2 separate regions of the Homo sapiens genome follow, and region 2 is linked to region 1. A link is an interaction called in ENCODE POLR2A ChIA-PET data of the cell type or tissue named here. Cell type or tissue: MCF 10A. All regions are shown on one strand.

Evidence for each region. Peaks named below come from ENCODE experiments on the same cell type or tissue, not always from the same donor. Only the 100,000 strongest peaks of a DNase experiment are listed, where the experiment ranks them.
Region 2: POLR2A ChIA-PET joins it to region 1 with 6 read pairs; 2 of 35 experiments call an interaction of 5 or more read pairs at or near these places.

What each region holds. Positions count from the first base shown.
Region 1 is chr11:110,475,135-110,483,134 of GRCh38, reverse strand. No RefSeq gene overlaps it. Among named protein-coding and RNA genes, the nearest start is that of FDX1, 49 kb to the right of the region's middle. In MCF 10A, no CTCF peak of the experiment used is centred here; a DNase peak (open chromatin) is centred at 3,604.
Region 2 is chr11:110,889,016-110,897,015 of GRCh38, reverse strand. No RefSeq gene overlaps it. Among named protein-coding and RNA genes, the nearest start is that of ARHGAP20, 180 kb to the right of the region's middle. In MCF 10A, no CTCF peak of the experiment used is centred here; no DNase peak of the experiment used is centred here.

The sequences.
Region 1 (8,000 bases):
GTCCTCAAACTTCATTCTTCCCTTCAAATTTGTTTTGGTTGTTCTAATTCCTTTGCTTTTCCCTACCCATGCCAATTTCTACCAAAAAAAAAAGTGTTAGAATTTTTATTCGGAGATGTTAAATCCGTAAATTAATTTTAGGGAAAATTGGCATCTTAACAATATTGCATCTTCCATCCCACAAAATTGGTATATCTTTCCATAAAAGGGATTTTTTAATGTTATCTGGCATGTGCTGATTTCAGTAGCAGTCATCTGCAAAGTTATAAAGTAATAAATGTGTGCTTGTAAACGTTTTTTAGTTGTGTGTCTGTTTAAATACTATTGAAAGGGTTGCTGTTTGCTGATGATATGATTGTATAACTAAAAAGTCCTCAAGACTCCTCCAAAAAGCTCCTAGAACTGATAAAATAATTCAGCAATGTTTCCAGATACAAAATTAATGTACACAAATAAGTAGTTCTCCTATACACCAACAGCAACCAAGCTGAGAATCAAATCAAGAACTCAACCTCTTTTGCAACAGCTGCAAAAAATAAATAAATAAATAAATAAAATACTTAAGAAAATACCTAACCAAGGAGGTGAAAACTACAACGAAAACTACAAAACACTGCTGAAAGAAATCATAGACAACATAAAAAAATGGAAACACATCCCACACCCGTGGATGTGTAGAATCAATATTGTGAAGATGACCATACTGCCAAAAGCAATCTACAAATACAATTCAATTCCCATGAATTGAATTCTTCACAGAACTAAAAAAGAAAAAAAACCCCTAAAATTCACATGAAACCAAAAAAGACCCCACGTAGCCAAAGCAAGGCTAAGCAAAAATAACCAATCTGGAGGCATCACATTACCTGATTTCAAACTATACTATAAGGCCATAGTCACCAAAACAGCATGGTACTGGTATAAAAATAGGCACATAGAGCAATGAAACAGAATAGAGAACCCAGAAATAAACCCAAATACTTACAGTCAACTGATCTTTGACAAAGCAAACAAAAAACATAAAGTGGGGAAAGGACACCCTATATAACAAATGGTGCTAGGATAATTGGCAAACCACATGCAGGAGAATAAAACTGGATCCTCATCTCTCACCTTATACAAAAATCAACTCAAGATGGATCAGGGACTTAAATCTTGGACCCAAAACTATAAAAATTCTATAAGATAATATTGCAAAGGGCCAACTTTCATGTTTTGAGCATCATGGTAAGGACCAAAGCCACCCGTGTAGAGCCAAAAGCAGAGGGCTCATGGGAAGGCAAGTCCCTAAGAATTAGTAGAAATTTGGCAGTGGACCTCTACGGGCAGTAAAACTGATGGTTCAGGAGAGACACTATCTAGATCTCAGGGGCCAGAAGGTGACAGCTGAGTCATAGACTGATAGCCCCTTCCTGGAAAGAGAAATCCCCATTAGCCATGCCACCACGGATCTGTCCCCAGAGCGATAAAAGCACAACCATAGCACTTCAGAAAATCTGCCCACCCCTACTCCACATGATATGAGGCTCTAGAGCTTGGGATTGAAACTCATCGTCCTAGCAACTAATGATACACATGCACTCAACCACCTTATAATCATAAGCAGGTTTGGAAGGTTGCAGATGATGTGTTAGGGAGTCTCTCTCTTTTCCTTTCTTTTTCTCTTTCTACTTATTCTCTTTCCTTTTTATCTTTTTCTCTTCTGCTTTTCTCTCTTCCTCTTTCTTTCCCCCCTCACTCTCTCTTTCCTTCTTTTTAAATTTAAGTCCTCTTTTGATAAATATAAAAATCTTACATCTCCCTAACCATCCTCCCTCTGAGATTCTGGTATGTCCTTGAACGGTGTGTGTCTCGGCTAGGTGTGGTGGCTCACGCCTGTAATCCCAACACTTTGGGAGGCCGAGGTGAGTGGAGCACCTGAGGTCAGGAGTTTGAGACCAGCTTGGCCAACATGGCGAAACCCCATCTCTACTAAAAATACAAAAATTAGCTGGGCGTGGTGGCAGGCGCCTGTAATCCCAGTTACTTGGGAGACTGAGGCAGGAGAATCGTTTGAACCCGGGAGGTGGAACTTGCAGTAAGCTGAGATTGCTCCACTGCACTCCAGCCTGGGCAACAACAGCAAAACTCTGTCTCAAAAAAAAAAAAAAAAAAAAGAAGTGTGTGTCTCTCACCTCACTTCTCCCTTGTCATTTCACACTAAGCTGATGGACCAGGTGGAAAGTTCGCCTAGCTCTACTTGCGTCCCAAGATGTAGAAAAAACTGTTCGGTTCTGAGGGTTGCTGAATTGTTCCCTTTTTTTTTTTTTTTTTTTTTACGTGGCCAGACTCAATCCACAATCTCTGGGTCAGCCAGAGTAAGGGTTGGAATTGTTCATAGGACAAGGATTCTCTTTTATTTTTAGTAGCTTCCTTGCTGAGAAACTTTCAGTAGCTCCTACCTTTCTTATGTCCATTAGGAATTGAGCAACAGGATAACAAAATGCATCCTCCAGCTGGGACTTGGACTCTACCTCGACAAAGGAATGAAATTAGTGTATCCACTACAACCAGCAAACGAGAACTATCTTAGCTTGCTGTCATAGTCCTTGCTTCTAGGAATGACTCTGGTTGTCTGCAAAAGCATTCTTCTTGCCCACAGCCCTGTGAAGAATAACTTCCTTGAGGACTAAGGTGCTGTTGTTCGCTGACAGTCCTCCTGCCTGGCTTTAACCTGTTCAACATCTTCATCGGTGAGTTGCTGGAAAACACAGAAAATCATGGAATCATGCTAGTCAATATGGCAGAGAGGATCAGTGCTTACCAGGTATTTCATGTTTTCCAACCTGTACTTCCCAGCCTCCCCTGAAGTTAGGTTGGGGTCATGTGACTGATTCTGGCCAAGGGACTATGAGCCAGGCACTTCCTCCACCTTATTTTTCCCCCACAGCAAAGACCTTGGGGGCCCTGTGTTCCAGATGGCTCTTTCAGAGAGAAGAGGGCAGCCGGACCCCTACTGGACTTCACATAAATGAGAAATAAACCCTTGGGTATTAAGCCATCAAGGCTTAATAGGGTTTTGTCGGTTAGGGCAGCTAAGGTTAATTATGATAATGACTGTAGCCAAACTTCACCACAGCTGAGAAGCAGTCTCTTGGCACAATGCCAAGTCAGACTGAGTAGTGCCTTCAGCCATCAAGTGCTGTTAGCTAAAATGGAGGGAGCCAATGGGGATGTCTTTTTGCCTTAGATTCTTCCAAACTAGCAGTGAAATTCAGCTCAGTCACCACTCAGAGAACGATGACGAAGGGTAGTGAAAGCAGCCTTTGTGTCATGATATAAATGGTGTCTTGAAACAGAAACTTCAGCAACCCCTGTAAACAAGAACTCTATCCCATACTTGTTTACTATACTTTGGATTGCAGCCTGGAGGAATAGAAACTTCTGCCTTCCCTTGGGTGGAACCCAGCTAAGCAGGCTTCACTTCCAGAGGTATACTAGGTTCCCATTCATGCCAAGAGGTGACATCAAAACTTCTGCAACAGGAGAAAGCAGTGAAGTAAGTACTTGCCTCTTGTTACTGCCAATCTGCAGCTTGTTATCATGGAGGAGGGAGAAGCCCTCCTCAGCTGGAAGACTGGAGGTGGTTTTCATGATTCACTGGTTACATAATACTGTCTCCCTTGGAAATCATACTGTAATAGGAATACTGGCAGCTCTACCTTCCCCACCAGCACCACCATCAATAGATAAATAGATAAAGCGCTCTCTCTGGCTCCAAGCTTACCTTAGTTTTGCCTTGCAGCAATCACAAAGAATGCATCAGATGATTGCATCAGGGCTAGAGTCTTCCTCAAGAGGAACAGATATTATCTACAAGAAGAATTAGGAAGCTGCAACTTAACCATATTTCCTCTTAGACAAGGATTGCTCTTTTTTTGGAGTGGTGCTGAACCCATCTATTTGGAGCTAACTGCTTACATAGCAAAGTGAGCTCGGAGAAGGAAGAGACTTTTAAACAGCACAATAGACTCAAAATGGCAGAGACATGCACGTTGAAAAGGAGAAGAAATACTCAGGACAGTTTTCTGCTCACCATAGAGCTCAGGCATTTTAGAATTTTTTCAGATTTGAGGTGCAAAGAACAAAAGACAAGTTAGCCAAAATGACAGCCTGATGTGACAGGACCAAGGAACAATTTTGTCAAAATGGGCTTTTCTTTTTGCCATTTTGCCCGTGCGGCAGCTAAAGCTCATTGGTGCTACTTAAAAGAGACCAGTTCCAAGGAGTCCTCGGTGCCTCCAGGCAGTCCCCTGAAGAGTACCCTACTTTCTCCCAAGCCCTTGTAGCGTGCACTGTGTGTACAGTTTTAGGTCTGGATACAGGTTTCCACTGGGAAAGCCTGGCTGGGCGGTGGCCTCAAACAGTCGTACCAGGCATCCTTTTTCCAGGTTTCTCCGCAGGAGGCCAAGGCCGCAGAGATCACTCCCTGCACCGCTCTCAGGCCGCCTTCTCAGCAGGATGCCTGGCTGTCATTCCTTCTCTAGCTCCAGCGCCCCCTATAGCCTGAAGGGGATCAGCTCATCCGTGGAATGAGAACGGTTGTTCTGACATTGGACCACAGGCACGGTGTTCAACTGTGTGCCTCGTCCAGAACCAAGTTTGTTTACTTAGAATTCCAGACATGGTGAAGCCAACAAACATTATAAGGTATATTGACAGATGAAGTGATGTTCTATCTGGGGTTTGTGTGAAAATAACCAGGGTACTGGGGATAGGCAAGGGTGAGGGGTAGGTAGAGGTTATAAAGTGATCGCTAGTTGACACTTACTGAAACTGTGTGATGAGTACATGAGGTAATATCCTTATAGGATGGTTGTGTGGATCACAGGCAAATGGATGTGCCTCAGTAAACAGTTGCTATTATCCTCACTTTACACTCGATGATGTGAGATTCAGAGAGGCTAAGTACTTCCCTGAGCTCCCAATCCAGGCCATATGTATCTCATTCCGAAGTCTATGCACTTGGCCCCTTAGCTATTTCATACATACCCAGTTCCCAGCAGAGTGCGTGCCACACAGGCCACAACTAATCACTTACTAGGTGCCAGCCACAGTGTTAAGCACCTTGTGTGGATTACCATATTTATCACAACAGCCCTAGGATCAGGTACCATTAGTACATACAGCCTTTTACAGATGAGGAGGCTGGGGTAGTAGGGGATTTGAACGTTTTGCCCCAGGAAAAAGTCAGTCAGGCGTGGGACTAGGATTGGAGACCTGGTCCTCTGACTCTAGAATCCGCCCTCCTAACCATGGTACTGGGTTAATGCTCTCTCTGGGTTAGACTGTGTGCAGAGCCATTTCAAGGGGAGGGCAGGTTGTGGAGATGGCCCTGGGTGATCTCTGGGCTGTCTTTGGAAACTACCAACAAGAATTGAGTTGTTTAGAAACAATCAACAATTATCCCCTTCTTGATACCTTTCTTACCATCAGGACTAAGACAACTTCCCCTGGTCCCCACCATTGTCCAGTCTCTATGTGTCTGTTTCCTCTGCTCTTTTCCAGGTTTCCATGCTGTTCCCCCATTTGGCTCCTTTTTTCCCTTTCAGGGTTGTATTTGCCTAATTCTTCCTCACTAAGAGCGCTGAGTGGACCGAAACCTGGTTATGAAGTCAAATATCTCAGTGATTCATCCAACTATCATTAGAGTGACAGACACTGAGCAAGGTGCTAGGATTGCAGAGATTAAAGACTGGCTCGCAGTCTAGTGCCACAGACAGAATTTAATTCACAAATATCTACTGAGCACCTACTGTAGGCCAGGGCCTCTTGTAGAAGCCTGGGACACAGCTTAGTCCAGGCAGAGTCCCCCTTCCCAGCGCTTTCATTCAAATTGAGGAGTATGGGGTAAACATCCTATGAAAAGTATAAAGCAGAAAATGGGATCACAGAAGGTAAACCAATAATTGTAATAAACTTAAGTGCTGTTCTTTTGTTAGAAGCAAGAGCAGGTGTTCCAGAAACACAAGGAAACAATGCCTGCACTGTCCTAAGACGTGGGGAAGACTGTTGAAGACGGCAGACAGCCACTAGGCAGTGTGCATAGCAAGGAGTCAAGGCCTGGAGTTGTGTGACAGGGCAGCACAAACCAGTGTGTGTCTGGAGCTAACAGTGGAATCTGCAGCAAGACCACAGAAAGCCCTGTCTGCAGTTGAAAGGTGCCTGGACTCTACTGTTGGTCTGTTTCCTAAACTTGCCTGACATGAACCACCAGGGTACTTGTTAAAAGCTGTTCCCCAAGTTCTATACCAGATCTACAGAATCAGAATCTTCAGAAAAGAGGCTTTGAATCAGTACTTTTAACAAGCCCTCAGATGGTTCTTATGATCAGGCAAGTTTGGAAACAGCCTGGGAGTGATGCCGGCCATGGAAATTAATTCTGGAGCAGTTCTGAACGGTGAGTGCCTTGATCCCTGGAGGCCCCCTCCCCTTACAGAACTCCACTTCCCTAAACCTCCATAAGCACCTGCATGGTGAGTAGAGGGTGCTGTGCTGACCTGGCCAGCAGACTTCTAGGCCTCTTGACCTAGTAAGGCTGATGTAACCTTTGCCACCAGAAGCATTTTTGCAAATCAGTGTATTTCCACAAGCAGAAATCTAATAACAGACATAGAAAAAAATGGAATATATTCTATTGCTCTTTTTTACTGTTTTCTCTTTTCTTTTTATCAGATGATAAGGGCTGTGTTTGCAAGGTGCGCTAGCTACAGACTGACTGAACATTGCAATGATAAAAAGGACAGAGGAAAGCAAGAGGGTACATCTGGGAGGAGACATTAAAGTGGTGAACGGAAATGTTTATGGGTCAGAAAATCACAGTTGTAGCCATTTGGCATAGTGTTCTAGAACATGCCTTGATGAAGAGATAAATAGAATCTCAATAGAATCTCCTTCTTCTAGCATCTTTATGAGTACTGGCAAAGCTTCCTTACAGAGAGCGCGATGAGTGATTTGACAATACAGATTCTATACCTGCTGTGTAAGTGGGCTAGGGATTAGATTTCATAATGCCCAGTTAGTGTTGCTAAAGCTTCCTATGATGGAAAAATGCTCTCTATTTTGGGTACCTTGGCTCTGGACAGTTCAGAAAGGATTAGTGAAAAATTCTATTGCAATTCTTGGTTAATACAAAGAAAAAGTTGGGGGAGGGAGGAGAGAAAAGAGAAAGGAGAAAGAGAGACAATGCCAAAAAATGAAAACTCATTTTAGCTCTTCTATTAAAGCCAGATGTATTTTAGGCCCTGTTTCTAGGCAACTGCATTAATGATAATATTCTTGAATCCTTTTTTTAAAGACTCACAACTGTCAGAGTCAGTAAAGGTCAGAAGGTAATTATAAAGTAATAAGAATGACATCCGAGAGGCAGAAGTGCTCCAGCATCACTGGAGAAGCATTGACATTTCATACTTTGCATCCATTTTCGGAAACTCTAGGAACCTCCTTGGGGCACTTCATCATGCCCCTTTGACAAGATCACTGACCCAGTCAAACCTGAAGAGGACACTGGCATTTAACCTGTTCTATCATAACACCTCTCAGATCATCACTGGGGATTGATGAAGTTCCCACGGTGTGCATCACCCTCTGCTAGCTATTAGGAAAGGTGTGTACCAAACAGCTAAGACAATGTCGAAGCAATAAAGAACTTTATAACTGGAAATTGCCTTGGAGAGCAGACCAATAGTCTCAATATATAGATAAGGAAACTGGACCCAGAGACAGGAGGAGGGGAAAGGAGGGAAGAAACAAAAATCTATTAAGTGCAATGGATGTGCCTACTCTGAGTTCACTGAAGATGGAGCAGATCTTCTAACCAGTGTTCACTTTGCTATTGTGTGTGTGGCCTTGGAACAAAGAAGGAAACTGACGTTTATTGAGTTCCTCAAGTACTTTGCTACTCTCTTTATTTACATTATCATTTGATTTTCAGAATTGCATAGGGTTTATAGGCATCATTC
Region 2 (8,000 bases), 410 kb before region 1:
ACATAAAAAGTAAAATTTAGAGAGAGAATTTTATTGAGAAAAAAATCCTAACAATCAGGCTCCCCACAAAACCAATTAGTAAAATATCTCTGGGGATAGGAATTAATATTTTTAAGGGTCCTAGATGATTCACCAGGTGCAGGTATGTTTGAGTACTACTGGCCTAGAGAGATAATACAGAGTAGAAAACAAGGAGACACTAGAAGGAAGAATCGGGAACTCTAATACCTAATGGCCTGATGGAGGAGGAGAAACTTGCAAAGGAACTAAAGAAGCAATGGCCAGAGAGATCAGTGAGAAATTAGGAGAATGCAGGGTTACAGAAGTCAAGAGGAAAAGGAAAAAGTTGTCACCAGTGCAACTTAGAGTGATGCTAAGGGTTAAAACATGAAAGGACTGAAAATATCCATTGCGGCTAATCACAGAGGGTCAATGATGACTCACTGGCATCTGTCTCTTGGTATGGTGTCAGAAGCAGCCAGATCAGGCTGAGGGCTGGGGTGGAATTGAGAACACCAAGTATTTGGGCCTCTTTTTAGAAGTTTGGCTGCAAAGAGAAGTCAATTGAGGAGATCATGGGGTAGATAAAGTTTTATTTATTTATGTATTAATATTTGTAAGTGAGAACTATCTGAGTCTGTTTGAGAGTTAAAAGTGAACAACCACTTTAATATACAAGATGATAGCATACATTTCCTGAGAAGCTGGAGGGAAAAAAATAAACTTAAATTCAGGTGAAGGGACTAGGTTTTGATAGGAAGAAGGAATGGCTCCTTTACTGTAACAGGGTGATATGGTTTGGCTCTGTGCCCCTCCCCCAAATCTTGTCTCGAATTGTAATCCCTATCATCCCCATGTGTTGAGGAAGGGACCTGGTGGGAGGTGATTGAATCACGGGGGCAGTTTCCCCCTTGCTGTTCTCCTTATAGTGAGTTCTCAGGAGATCTGATGGTTTTATAAGTGTTTGACAGTTCCTTCTTCACAGGCTCTCTGCCTTTCCTGCTGCCTTGTGAAGAAGGTACTTTCTTCTCCTTAACCATCTGCCATGACTGTAAGTTTCCTGAGGCCTCCACAGCCATGCAGAACTGTGAGCCAATTAAACCTCTTTTGTTTATAAATTACCCAGTCTCGGGTAGTATCTTTACAGCAGTGTGAAAATGGACTAACACACAGGGTGAAGGAGGAATCGGTTGAAGGAGAGGTAGATTTCCACGTGCGGTAGTGGGAAGAGGAGAGAGTTCTTGTGCGAGTTTCATCTTGTATATGAAAGCAACTTGAAATGTTTTTATTAACACATGTCCCTGGTTTGGCTTCAGAAGTTATGTTTCTCCTAAGGACAGTCTCATCCATGTGGCTTATCCATGAGCTGCTATCCATGTATGATAATTATCTTGTTGGCTGGAATTCCCTTCCAAAGTTTCTGCTCACCTATACACCATTAATACATTAATCCATCTAAGCAGGAGTTATTCCTTAGCTGACTAATTAGGGATTGTATCCCTGATATTAAAGCCCATACCGTCACACAAAAAAGGTTTGCCTGAGGCCAACTCTATGCCAAGTATGGCATTGACTGCAGAAAATTTAAAAAGTGAACAAGATGGAGAATTTGAAATTCGTTCTTACCCTGCTCTTACCAACACACTCATGATCTAGATAGAAGACTAATGTCTAGTAAGTAACTTTTAATGATTAAAGAGTTAAATCACTGCACGCACACTCTAAACACTAACTTTGTTGTTTCAATGGCATTCTTGCAGTATAAGCTTGGCTTTGGTAGCTTTTTAAAATACAGTAGTTTTTTGAGCATAAGATAACTTCTAAGGGAAGCACTGCAAGCACCAAAAGCCTTCATTATTGATGCCTACTGGAAAAAAGGGCAACAATTTTATGCTTCTTTAAAAAATTAGATGAAAAAGTACTTATTATTTAAATTACAAAATCTGCTGATTTAGGAGTATCCTTAAAGGTAATCTTTTCCAACCTCCAATCTAAAGCTTGAGGCTCCTCTGGTGTGAAGACAAGCTGCTTGGGGGCTGATGAAGGGAGTCTGGGGGCAGAGGTGTGGGGACATCAAAGAGGAAAGGTAGACTGGGAGAGCATGCTCCTAGTGCACAGACCCCTCCCACCCCATGCACACAAATACACACAGGGCTCCTAGTCTTTTTTTCCTTTTTTAGCCCAATTAGGACAGGAATCAATAGAAAATGAGTAAAAAGCAGACAAATACATGCATTTTCCTGTATTGTACTTGAGTGCTTTGCATATAATAACTTAATATTTACACATGAATAAAACAGCAACCTGAATGACCTTCTCTGCCAGCTGATAAGTGGACTTCTAGCATGTTAATAAAGTATATATATATAAACTTCTTCATCCCCTCTTATTGACTAGGACTGTTCACACAATGAGCTTAATACTGTGTGCCACGTATTGTGCTAGAGGATGCAAAGATATATATGATAATGCCTGCCCTTGGAAGCTCATGGTCTACTAAAGCTGTAGAGACCAAATATTTGCAACACAGAGGCCAGAGCTACCCTAGATGTCTCAGTGTGATTATGCTGCCCTGAAGGGATGAGGCAGGAGTGACCCGGCAATGTGGGTAACCACAGGTCCCGTGCTGGCCACAGGAGCATAGATAAAGTGTTAAGACTGGGGAAGTGCAAATATTAGTTGGGTGAGAGACATATGTTGGTAAGCCAGAGAAGAATCTAGATTGGCAATGACAAGGAGGGCCAGAGGTAGATGCCAGGAACTAGAGCAGAGGCCGAAAAATCAACATCCAAAAAATGAGACCTGGGCACTACAGTTAAATCAAAAAGCAGGAAAAATAATCTGGGTGAATACTTAAACCAGGAGGGCTTCTGCCCACTTGTGGCTTCCTGACCTTTCCCAATGTTTGGCACGTGCAGAATTGGCTCCAGATAAAATAGTAGAGTGGCCAGAATAGAAGAGTATTCAGAAGTAAAAGCAAGCAAGGGATTCAGGGAAACTTTCTGGTGGACTTTGATGAAGCAGATATCATAGAACTTTAGAAGGACTAGGGCTGTGCTCTTTAGGAAGATGACTCTAGGCATGGTTACCACTGCAAAAGCCTGATATGCTATGTAGTGTGTGCTCTGTGTGGAAAGATGTTTCAAGGGTCTTTGACTCTGCAGCTAGGACCCAGTTATGGACTAAGCTACATGTATTCACTATACACTGTTGGCCATGAATACTCCAGATCATGAATACACATAATGAAGTTATACCAATCTCCACCCTTGAGATGGATAGAGGGCAGGAAACTTCATTTGGGATATAGTCTGGTTCTCCCTTATTTTTACTTTGTCCCTTAAGTAACTCAATAGTCTTCTTGATGAGCGGGATACACATATATCTGCAAAAAGAAATAGAAATTAGATTCTCTTAGTTGCAGGTGAGATGGTTTTATCATCATGAGATAGCATTGTTTTAAATAGATAATTGGACTTAACATTTAATTATCACCATTCAGAGAGGCTTTGGATCAACTATGCTAAAATCAAAGATAGCACTTTAGGAAGACGCCTCACAGAATTGCTAGTGGCACTGCTCTTTGCAGATGGGTGTTTCACATCTACTTCATCTTGAAGACTATTCCAGGAAGCTAAATTTACCAAATGTAAATCTTCTGTGGATGCTTTCATCTAGGTTCAAATTATATAGCCATGCTTTATGGCAAAGAATTGTTGAGTCTCAATTTTCCATTTTTCCTTGAATTGTAGCAGACTTAAAATTACCTTCTGAGTAAAACCTTGGCCCCGTTTACAGGCACTTTCTCAGCTCTCCTTATTCAAAATTGGAAATGACCTTCTATTCAGGCCCACATTCTTTTATGATGCCTCAATTTTTACAGAAAAGGGATGATCCTCTCTCATCCCTGGCAACTGAGAACAGGGCCACCCCAGGGGCATGTAAGAGAGCTAATCTTGAACTCACTGTCAGGAAACCTTTCAAAAGCTCAGGTAAGAGATAGAATTCCTCTGGGGAAATAGTCGGCAACTCTCTTCCTCTAGATTCTGTGAAATCTAATCTTAACCTAAACCAAACAGCCAAAAGAATGTGCTCCGGCACAATGCCAGCAGGACCATTGCAAGAAATATCTTTGAGGGAAGAACATGATAGGCTTAATATAAAGTTGATATTGATCAGTATTTGATATTATAGTGCACAGTGTCTTCTGTAGGGAAATCCACCAAAGATTTCTCTCCTTAGGAATAGACAAGCGTGTGTGTCATTGAAAAAATGTTTAATTGGAGAGTATAATTTATTGCAAAGTGCATAAAACAGAACAGTTTGACAAATGAGCAGCCTTGTGAAGGCCCTCCTATGTCAAGCAGCCCCTTCCCTCCTCCCTTCTCAATCTTCTTTCTGCCACCTGAAATTTAGCCTTACCTTAATTCATATTGCGATGACTTCCTTGATTTTCATCATGTTTTCCTCAGCAATATAGTTTTTAAACTATTTGTATTGTGTGTGTGTATATATAATATACATGTGGAATCACTATATATATATATATATGTGTATATATATATATATATATATATATATACTTATCTGTTTATTTTGTTCAGTATTAAGATCCATTTAGCATTCCTGAATTTAGCTGTAGTTTGTTCCTTTTCATTGCTTATATTATTCCAGTGTACCAAAGTATCCTAATTTATCCATCCATTGTACATTTGGTAGATATTTGAGTAATTTCTTTTTAGGTGTTATTGGAAACAATGATGCTCTTAACATTCTTGTAATGCACATGAAATAATTTCTCTGGAATATGTACCTTATAATTTCTGGGAACTGAAATAAATATTTCTATATGTACATTATATGTATATATTTACTTATTTATATTTTTAGGAAAAGTATATATTTCTAAAGGACTAGTGTTCAGAATAGGCTTCTATTGTCCTTCTCTCCATCAGTGGATTGGTTTTACTCTTGTAAACAGTGATGAGTCCCTTTTTGCATTGGTTGCCAGAATAGTAAAAGCTACACATGTTGCCAGACTGTGCTCCATAGAGCATCATAGACATAGGGGCTGGGTGGATGGGGTGGCTCTGGACCTGCTGAAGAAGGAAGGTAGGAGTACGGTGCTTCCCCCTCATCTTGTTCATCCAAGCAGAACAGCTTTTACTATTATGAAATATTATTGGCATACAGGCAAGTATAGAGGATAATAACAAACTTGTTTTCATCCAGTATACATATTAGTTTTCTGAATATGTATTTAAGAAATGCTTCTATGGCTTTTATAAATGTAAACATCAGATCCAACTCACACAGAGAAAAAGTACAGAGGATCAGGAGACCTGACTTTGTTGATCTGGGTCTGGTGTGAGTCATTTCATCTGACTCTTCTTATTCCTTTTATTCTTGAGTGTTGTAAGGCTCAAATGACTGGATGATGTGGTCATTCCAAGAAATTCAATGAAGAATCTTTAGTAAAATACTAAAAAATATTCACAATAACATAGAGGTAACTATCCAAGACTCCTATGGCCTAGACTCTGGGGTCTGCACCAACGTAGTTATAATGTAGAGATTAATCTATGTACAGTGTTTAGGATTCTTGACATTATTATTTGACCCAGAGATTTTGCTCTTATATTTGGGGACATCTTAATCTATAACATAGTTACATTGTTTTCTGCTTAAAGATATGTCATTCAGATTAACTTTTATGCAGTACTTAAGAGTATGGACTTTGAAGTCAAATAAACTGAGTTCAAGTTAACTTGGGGAAACTTGCACAAGTCATTCAACATCTCTGAGGCTCAAGTTCCTTGTTCATGAAATAAGTTGATCATAATAGCTATTATGTTTGGTAGTCATAAAGATTAAAGGAGATCCTGCAAGTAAAATGTTCAGCATAGCATATGGCACAGTAACAAGCCAATAAATACTAGCTGGCATCAGATTATTCTGATTCATAGCCTACTCTTGTCCATAGCTCCTGTCATCACCTTGGATGACACTAATGTATATGATATGTATATGATACATATCATATACATATCGTTATACGTATATAATATACATAGCATTATATGTATATAACATACATATCGTTATATGTATGTTATATACATATCATATCATATACATATTGTTATATGATATGATATGTATACGTATACATATACATATGTATACGTATACATATACATATGTATACGTATACATATACATATGTATACGTATGTATACGTATACATATGCATATGTATACGTATACATATGTATACATATACATACACATATACATACGTATACATACACATATACATACGTATACATATATACACATACATATACATATATACATATACATACATATACATACACATATACACATACATATACATATACATACATATACAAATACATATACATACATATACAAATACATATACATACATATACATATAAACATACATATACATATATACAGATACAGATATAGATATACATATACAGATACAGATACAGATATACATATACATATACATATCATTATATGTACATGATATCATATCATATACATATCATTATATGTACATAATATGTATATGATAACATCATATACATATTATATCATATGTGTACATATCATATGTATATGATAACATCATATCATATACATAACATATCATATACATATCATTATATCATACACATATCATTATATACATATGTATATGATATAATGTATATGATATGTATATGATAACACCCAACACCCTAACTTCCCAGGTTCTTGATCTTTTCCTTTCTGGTAACATTTGCCTCTTCTACACTTCAGCTACACAGCAACTCCCTGGACCTTGTTAGAAATGGCATCACCTCTGGAATATCCCACTTAAGAATCACCATTTCCCTTCCTTTTTGTTTAAACAGCTATGTTAGTTTAGGAACACTAGCTGCTGCAACAGACAAAACACAAAATCCCAGTGCAATATGAATTTACTTCTCACAATATAAATTTTATATTTCTCACAATATAAACGTATTTCTCAACCTCTTAAAATTTAAACTGGGTGCTCCTGATTAGTGGGCAGCTCTCATCTAAGCAGCAGTTCCAAGATGCATGTTCCTTCTGTCTTGCGACTCTACCATCTTCGACATGTGGCTTCCAAGGGCCAAAGAAGGGAAAGGGGATAGAGAATTGCATATGGAAATTTTCATGGGTCAAGCCTAGAATTGGCACACAACACTTCCATCTATAGTCCACCAGCCAGAACTGAGACACATGTTCATAACAGACAGGAAAAAGAATAAACAGGGTTTAGTGAATATCTAGCCCGTCTCTTCCACTCTATTAACCCACCTAATCTTCAATTTTCAGCCTTATTGAGATATCTGATCCTTTTATCCTTTTCCTTCCTTTCATCTGCTCTCTCCTGGTTCCTGTCCTCCTATTCCAGCCTATTCCTCGTGACGAAGCACCTGAACTACCCTCTTTCAATGCCATCAACTCCCATATCCCTGAAAAGTACCAGCTATAGATCAATCTAACCACTCTCATTTCAGCTCTTCTAACTACGTTGCTGATTGCTTCCAGGAAAATACACACACACTGTAGATTGCTTCCACCAACACTTCATATTTTTCAGCAGCCAGCCACCTGATGTTGCTGAGTAATACTTGTGCATCTTTCTAATTAGTCCTCTTTTTCTTTCCCGACAGCAACTATATCAAATCAATCTCTAATCTCACTGAACTGTTATCTATTTATTTCCTTAAGTTTTAGTTTATAATTTCACTAACTATTATAAGGAAAATAGAAGCCAGCATCCCTAGCCTACAGAGAATGGTCACTACAGAGCTTTTAAAAGATGCAAGTGGCCGGGCGCGGTGGCTCACGCCTGTAATCTTAGCACTTTGGGAGGCTGAGGTGGGCGGATCACGAGTTTAGGAGATCGAGACCATCCTGGCTAACACAGTGAAACCCCGTCTCTACTAAAAAC